2 separate regions of the Homo sapiens genome follow, and region 2 is linked to region 1. Evidence: chromatin contacts called from ENCODE Hi-C or POLR2A ChIA-PET data. All regions are on one chromosome and are shown on one strand. The core of a region is the stretch at or near the end of the contact, and the rest is flanking DNA. Distances in the headings are between cores, read along the strand shown. Region 1 holds the start of ARHGAP4 (Rho GTPase activating protein 4). Region 2 holds the start of DKC1 (dyskerin pseudouridine synthase 1).

Region 1 (3,842 bases), core at 837-3,336:
GCTTCCCCCAGAGGAATACAATCCCTGGGGACTTATGACAACTGAACAGTGCAGAAGGAACCAGCAGAGGGAACCGCTGCCTTTCTTCATCACTGCCGGCAGCAAAAGCTGACTGGAAGCCATGTCCTAGTCCAGATCCGGGCATGCACACCGGCTGGTGTTGAGCAGGCAACTTGTGAATTGCAAGTCGATTGCATTGGTGGCTTTCCTGGCAGAGCTTTCGGATCTCAGTTCAGACAAACTCGTCAGCACACCCTGTCCTGACCTCCCCCTAAACTAGGGCTGGCCCTCTTCCGACCCCTTCTTGGCACCGTGCACTTTCCTTCCCTTTGTAGTGCTTATTATCATAATGCAAAGTCTATGTCTCCCCCACTAGACCCGTGAGCCATGTGAGGGCGGGGTGGCCACTGACGCCATTTGAAATCAGGGGAGTCCTCATTGAATCATTGCTTTTACTCTGGGTAAAAAGCCAGGGCTGGAGGGGCTGGAGTCGGGGTTCTCTCTGGTACAGCAGTATACTCCCAGGGCCTGGGACAGCACAGATGTATAGGAAACATCTGGCAAAAGGAGAGCTGGAATCCATGTCTGCCTGAATTACAGAGCTGGGCCCCGGGCCCCACCAGCACTTCCTGTGAGCAAGGCATTTGGTCTCACTTCTGCTGACAAGCAAAACAGAAGAAAAGATGGTCTCCAAAACCACCGCTATGCTGACCTTTGAGAATTTAGGGTGTCAAGACAGTGACCCCACTTTGTAGAATGGTAGGAAGCTTTTCCAGGGTGTGGGATGCAGACCCAGAGCAAGTGAGGAACCCTTAGACAGTCGTGCTCGAAACCCCAACTTTTCAGTGTGAAATCACTGACCCATATTTGCTGACTGAAGTTTTCCAAGTCTTTCAGCTTCATGGCATTTTGGGGAAGCAGGATGGAGATCATTACCTCCATCTGAGCAAGATGATGGCGAGGCTTGGAAAGCTGGCTCACCCTGTGTAGTCACCTCAAGCTGGCTCTGGACACAGGCTGCCTTTTCCAAAGGAGGACTGGAGCATACTTTGGTATAAATTGCTTGCACTGAATAATGATGTTAGAACCTACATCTCTGGGTTCAAAGGCACTTCAAGGGTCATTGCATTCTACGTCCTAGAAGTTGCAGTGCTGTATGACCACGGGCAAGTCACTGCACCTCTCTGAGCTTGTTTCCGTAATTGGTAAAATGGAGTGATTGAGAGTGATATGGACGAGCTGCTGGCACTGAGCTGCTGCCTCTTTCCTTTGCAAGAGTTACCATGCCCTGAATAAGATGGGCACAAGCTATTGGCTAAGAATTTGCAAAGCTGATTTGCATGTGATTTGCACATGGGTGTTTATCAGAACCCAGAGGTTCAATTTCAGAAGGCTGAGAAGCCAGCCCTGTTAAATCTCTCAACCAAGACTCACTGCGCCAGCTTGACCCAGAGACAGTGGCCCTCGCCTCTGCTCCCCCTCAGTGCTAAAGGGAGGCAAAAGGTGCTGAAGCTCCAGGGACTGCAGTGGGGTTACGGCCAGGTGATCTCCACCAATCCACTCACCCGGACTCCCTTACTCACCCCCCAGCCCAATCAAGCTGGTTGACTTCACTGTAGCTAAAATACTGCCTTCTGAGGGGCACGTTGGTGCATCTGGCTCTCTTTTACCAGCGGCCACCAGTGTCTCCACTGAACCTTGGGTGAGAAGCGGTAGACCCAAGGAGGACAGAGACCAAAGGAAGGAAGACAGGAAAGAAGGAAGGGAAAATGGCAGGCGGTTGAGGCCAAATGGGCGTCGGGAGGCAGGCAAGGGGCTCAGGCTCCCTCCTCCACCCCCGCTCCAGAGGTCGCTGGGGAGAGCATCGGGCCCTGGGCCAGCGCGGGGACGCTTGGAGCTCCCTCACGACCTTGGGTTCTCCGCAGGAAACGGGCCGGGAGCGCCCGGCGCCCTCTCACCTTTGACTTGCGTCTCATACTCAGCCTGCAGCCCCCGCTCCCGCCGCAGCTTCCCGTGAGCGGCCATGGCGGCCTCGCGGCCGCGCCGTCGAACCCCACTGCTCCCACGCGGCCGTGAGCGGGCCCGGCGCCGGGACTTGGGGGCGCTGCGGCCAGCACCCTGCGCGGGCTCCGCCCAGCCCCGCCCCCAGCGCGGCTCCCGGTGGGGCGGGGCGGCCCAGGGCTGGCACTGCCCGCGAGGGGCTCCTGGGGGGGCAGGGCGCCCCTTCCAGCCCCACTGTGCCCCGGCCTTGCCGTCCCCTCCCATTGGGCCTGCACCTAGGCTGCCTTGTGCCCAAAGCCCCGCTGCCAAGCAGCCGGAGCAGGTGTGAGAGCCCCAACGTAAGCTGGCATCCCAGGCTGCCATCCCACCACCTCCAGAAGGCTGTCCCTGGTCACCACTGCCAGACTGTACCATTCACAGCGGGGCCGCTGGCCCACTGTACCAGTGGCCATGAACACCATTGCTGCCCCAGGCTCTGGACTCCCCCTGGGTTGCCTCCTTCCCCCAGACATCCGATGGGGTCCTCCCTTCCCAAGTCAGCCCCCAGAGAGGCCCAGGGAGCCCCAGGGAGCCTTGAGAGCTGGGGTGGGAAGTTCAGAGGGGAGGGGGAAGGAAGGTCAGCACCAGAGAGCAGAACCTCAGCAGCTGGCTGCCGTTCCCTCCAGGCCCCCTTGGTAGGGGAGGAGAGTTCAGCTCCGGTTCCCCTTCTGCTCAGCCCCACAATTTCCCCATAGGCGGTTACCACTTCCTGCTGCCGGAAGAGACTGCTCTGCCTCCCTTCCCCTGCAGCTGCACCTGCCCGTCATAGGCCTGAGGGGGGCAGCCCCCTCGGAGTGAGGTCTTAGCTACCCTGGGGGCAAGTCTTGGGGCCCCCCTCATCCAGGGGTGGTGGGGCTTTCCTCCACCCTCTACCACAGGGCAGCAGCTTTTCTCCGGGAAATCGGGAAGGCGGGAGGCGGGAGGCGGTTGACAAGCCAAGCAGACAACTGGCTTCAATTTGGTGGGAGGGAAATCCCTGGGGTATAGATGTGGGGAGAGAGGCAAGGCACTTGGGCACCAGGCGTGTGTTCCGAAGGCGGGCGTGGGGGCACTAGTGCAGGGGTACTAGGCGTGTGTGTGCACGGATGTCAGAGTCAGGCTCTGTGCAAATGCGGGCACACATGACCTTGACCTGCAGATCTGGGGAGGGGAGGCTGTGCGGGTACTTCCTGCCTTTCAACTGTGAGCAATTAATTCTCTTGCCCAGAAGGAAAAAAACACTCCCTCAGCTCCCCGCCCCCTTCTCCCAGTACCAAGGCCCTTCTCGAACACGTCGTCGTGTGTGTCTGCAGGACCTGGGGCTTCAAGGCCTGGGAGCTAGCCAGACCCAGGACCTGGACTTCCAGCAGCTGGTCTCGGAAGTACCGATGTTCGAGTCCTCCAGCGAGACTAGAGAGCCTGCGCCCCTGCCCACAGCGCGTACAGCCGCACCCACACTCCAACCTGCTCCTGGTCGGGAGACTCACACGTCCCACCGCTGCCTCAGGCCAAGGGGAACCAGGGAGCCCCGCCTCTCACTAGCTGGCCCCAACACATCTTGCCCCTCCATCCGAGCCCTGACTGGTCCCCAAAGGTCCCTCCACCCAGCAGAGCCAGCCACAGGGCTCAGGCAGGCAGGAAAGGCCTCAGCCGGTGCCTTCAAACGCTCTCTTCACTCCTTTTTTCACTCCAGAGCTATTCCTAGGATGCCCCATTCAGCCCGTACTTTAGGGCCTGAGTGTTGGGCCCTGGCTTTTAGGGCACTTGTTTGGCATTTAAGGCCCTGAACGCAACTGCCCCCTGCTGCTCCGTCTATCCTTCGC
Region 2 (3,842 bases), core at 908-3,407, 840 kb after region 1:
GGATCAGTACTTCATCCCTTTTTACGGCTCCATTGTATGAATAGACCACATTTTGTTTATCTATTCATCTGTTCATTTTGGTTGTTTCTACCTTTTGGCTATTGTGAACAGTTCTTCTATGAACATATGTGTACAACCATCTATCTAAAAATCCATTTTCGATTCTCTTGGGTCTATACCTAGGAGTAGAATTGGTGAGTCATATGGTAACTCTGTGTTTAACCTTTCAAGGAATTGCCAGACCATTTTCTAAAGTGGCTGCATCATTGTACTTGATGGTACTCATGGTTTGGTCAGACAACACCCAGTTTATCATGGGCAGGTCAGGTCTTAAGACCACATGTATCACAGTCATTCCGTTTCAGTAAATAATTACAGCAAGCCAGGAGCTTTTCCTCCTGGCAAATTATTATTTTTTGTGTGTGGAGGTCTTAGCTTTAAGTTTATTTCAAATTCCAGAGGGCTGAACTGTGAGTCTCTTATTAAAGCTTGGAAAAGGCTCTGTGTAGCATCCTAATGGGGTATGCCATCTCCAGAAAATGGCCCACTGAGTGTCATGCTTCTTTTTTAGCAAGCAGAGGGTTCCAAGTAAGGCAACTTGTCTTTCTCTTTGGAGGGACCGTCTCAACATGCCTCAGCCCACTGCATGCCCAGGAAGTTCACTGAGGTATCACCTCCCTGAATTTTCAAGGGGCTTCTCTCTCACCTTGTGGTGAAATATTTGCCACTTCCTATGCATCAGGTCCACTCAGCATGATGTCTTGGGGTACAGTGAGATGATCAAATCAGTTCCCAGGGACTCAATTATGATAATGTGCCAGAGGCTTCCTTTGTTCTTTCCTTCCATTATCACCCTCAGTCCTTGAGTCAGGAAGCCCCTCTGGGAATTTATCCAGCTACCAATTGTGTTTATTACAAGTATGGATTCAAGAACCGGGGAAAGAGCCACAGGGTGGCTGATAGTGAAAGGGACGTGGGCTGACTCCACTTCTGACCATTGGACCAAGTGGCATTCTACTTCCCCAGTGATTCACACGGGCTAGTGCAAGCCCCTGGTAAATGGCCACGGGTCCCACGAGAAGGGAGGAGGCAGGCTGAAAGTACACACTTGTAGCGTTACATGTGCCTGGCCTCACCTTTACAGGCTCACCTCACGGGCTCTGGCCTGTGGACTGACTAGATCTGGGAATTAGATGAGGCACCATGATTTTCCATTGTGGTGATTCAAGGCAGAATGCCTTTAGCCAGACCTAGAGTTACCGGGGTTATACAGATCATGATGGCTTACTACAGGACACTGTGATCAATTAGACACCACCAAAGATCCCTGGGGAGAAATCAGTTTGGTTCCAGCTTCCAGCCCTGCTGCCTATCATGATACCCAGGCTCATCCTGTTTCTATGAGATTTAGTGCCAGTGCTTTGTCTCTGCTGTTTGGCGTGAAGCCCGGTCGTAGAGTTCAAATTGAGGTGTGCTGTGAGCATAAACGCACACACCGGAAAGTCTTTGCGGGGACAAAAAAAAAAAACCAATGTAAAATACCCCATTCATACTGTTGTGTTTTGCCTATATGTGGAAATGATAATATTTCGGATACGCTGGGTTAAAAAAATTCATTATAAATCATTTTCACCTTTTTCTTTTTACTCTTCTTTCATGTTGCTGCTGGAAAATTTAAAAGTCAACATGTGGCACGCACACTACTCCTATTGGCCATCTGCTCTAGCTGGATGGGAACTGCAAGCAGCAAAGGCCTTTCAACCTCTCCGAGCTTCAACATGTTCACTTATGCATCAGGACTGATCCAACAGCAACCTGAAAGGGTCGGTGTGAGAAAGCAAAGAAAGAGGTACTGTTTACGGAGCGTTCAGCCGTGAGCCCAGGCGCAGGCGCGGAGCTAAACCCGGAGGTGAAGCAACTACAGCTGGGGCCACGCCCACAGACTCCGGGCTGTCGGGGCGGGCGGCACTCGCGCTTCCAGCCTGGGCCAACCAGGCTGCTTGAGGCTCGAAGCGCATGCGCGGTCTCGCCCTCCGTACTGGCCGAGCCAGCAAATCGCATTGCGCAGACGACCAGCGGGCGCCTCGGATTCCGCCCCCGGGATGGCCCCGCCTCCTCCCGCCCCGCGGCAAGGCACGCACAGGGCAGTGCGCGGGTGGGTGGGTCCTAGCAGCGCGGCCTGACGGGACCAAGGCGGCGGGAGTCTGCGGTCGTTCCCTCGGCTGTGGACCGGGCGGCACGCACGCGGTGCAGGGTAACATGGCGGATGCGGAAGGTAAGGGCTGCAGGCTTCCGGGCCGTGCTAACTCCGGGCGACTCGGGGAACGGGGGTGGGGGGATGGTATCGGGGCCCGCGCACGCCTCCCTCTGGTTCCCGCCGGCGTGTCGGCCTCTTCACCGCCCGGCCTTAAGCCGGCCTTGTCTCTCGGCCCTGGCTCCGTGGCAAGGGCGCGAGAGTGGGAGCCCCTCGCGGTGACTTGGCATGATGGGGCTCGGCCCTCTCACCTCCCTGGGGTCCGGGTCGCCGTCGAAAGACATCTGCCGTGCTGCCCACCCCGCGGTGGCGTGGGACGTGGCAGTGTCTGTGCTGCTGCCAGCCCGGACGCCGCCGTTACAGCTCCATGCGACTAGGGGAGCAAGGGTAGTGGAAACGGGCCGAGAAGAAAAGGAGCGGAGGGACCCCGGAGCAGGGATAGAGCTCCGAGTTGCAAGAAAGTTCTAGAGGCCACAAGCCCGCGGGGACAGTCGAGTGGTCGCTTATGGAACTTTCCGGCCCCCTGCGTGAGCGCTTCTGTGGGATGTTTAAGCTCTGCCATAGCCACGTGGTGAACCGGAAGGGAAGCCGACACGTGCAGTAGCCTACAGTCAGTTACCCAGCCATGGGACCCATACATTTGGCCTTACACACCTTGTTTTCTCGCTTACCTACGGATATACGTTCTAAGAAATGGGTCGTTAGGCGATTTCATCATTGTGTGAACATCAGAGGGCTCTTACACAAACCTAGGTGGCATAGGCTACTACACACCTAGGCTGTATATGGTGTAGCGTATGGCTCCTAGGCTTCAAACCTGGACAGCATGGTATTGTGCGGAATGCTGTAGGCAGTTGGGACACAGCGTCGAGAGTTTGTGTACTTAAACATGTCTAAGCAGAAAAAGGACAGTAAAAATATAGCACAGGGCCGGGCGCGGTGGCTCAGGCCTGTGATCCCAGCCCAGGCTGGCGGATCACCTGCGGTCAGGAGTTCAAGACCAGCCTGGCCAACATGGTGAAACCCCGTCTCTACTAAAAATACAAAAAATTTAGGTGGGCGTGGTGGTATACGCCTGTAATCCCAGCTACTCGGGAGGCTGAGGCAGGAGAATTGCTTGAACCTGGAGAAGGAGGTTGCAGTGAGCCGAGTTTCTGCCACTGCACTCCAGCCTGGGGAAAGAGTGTGACCGTCTCAAAAAAAAAAAATTATATATATATATAAATATGTGTGTGTATATATGTATATTATATATGTATGTATTATATGTATGTATATTATATATATATAGTACACAAGGTTATAAGTGGTGCACCCGTAGAGGAGGGCACTTACCATGAATGGAGCTTGCTGAGCTGGAAGTTGCCCTGGTTGAGTCGGTGACTGAATGTGAAGGCCTCAGACATTACACTACTGGAGACTTTATAATCTGTACACCTAGGCTACACTAAATTTATAAAAATATATTTTTCTTCAGAATAAATCAACCTTAGCTTACTGTAACTTTATAAACTTTTTACTTCGACTGTTGTAATAATACTTAGCTTAAAACAAACACATTATTTAGCTGTACGTAAATATTTTCTCT

What was found. Hi-C counts contacts between places; a loop is a spot of excess contacts on that map. ChIA-PET counts read pairs that join two places held with the same protein, here RNA polymerase II (POLR2A). Pooled maps may share reads with other maps.
Region 2: a loop to region 1 is called in a pooled map, with 16 times the contacts of the local background. The contact joins the promoter of DKC1 here to the promoter of ARHGAP4 in region 1. A Hi-C loop is called at or near these places in 8 of 50 pooled maps. POLR2A ChIA-PET finds 5 or more read pairs at or near these places in 2 of 52 experiments (WTC11 and activated B cell).

What each region holds. Positions count from the first base shown.
Region 1 is chrX:153,924,178-153,928,019 of GRCh38, forward strand. It overlaps ARHGAP4 (Rho GTPase activating protein 4), which reads right to left and starts at 2,087. Exons shown (of 22, transcript NM_001666.5): 1 at 1,959-2,087. The coding sequence starts at 2,025. RefSeq lists an enhancer at 254-383 and silencers at 1,842-2,431, 3,842.
Region 2 is chrX:154,760,707-154,764,548 of GRCh38, forward strand. DKC1 (dyskerin pseudouridine synthase 1) reads left to right here and starts at 2,158. Exons shown (of 15, transcript NM_001363.5): 1 at 2,158-2,275. The coding sequence starts at 2,260. RefSeq lists enhancers at 1,779-1,838, 2,589-2,688 and a silencer at 1,939-2,238.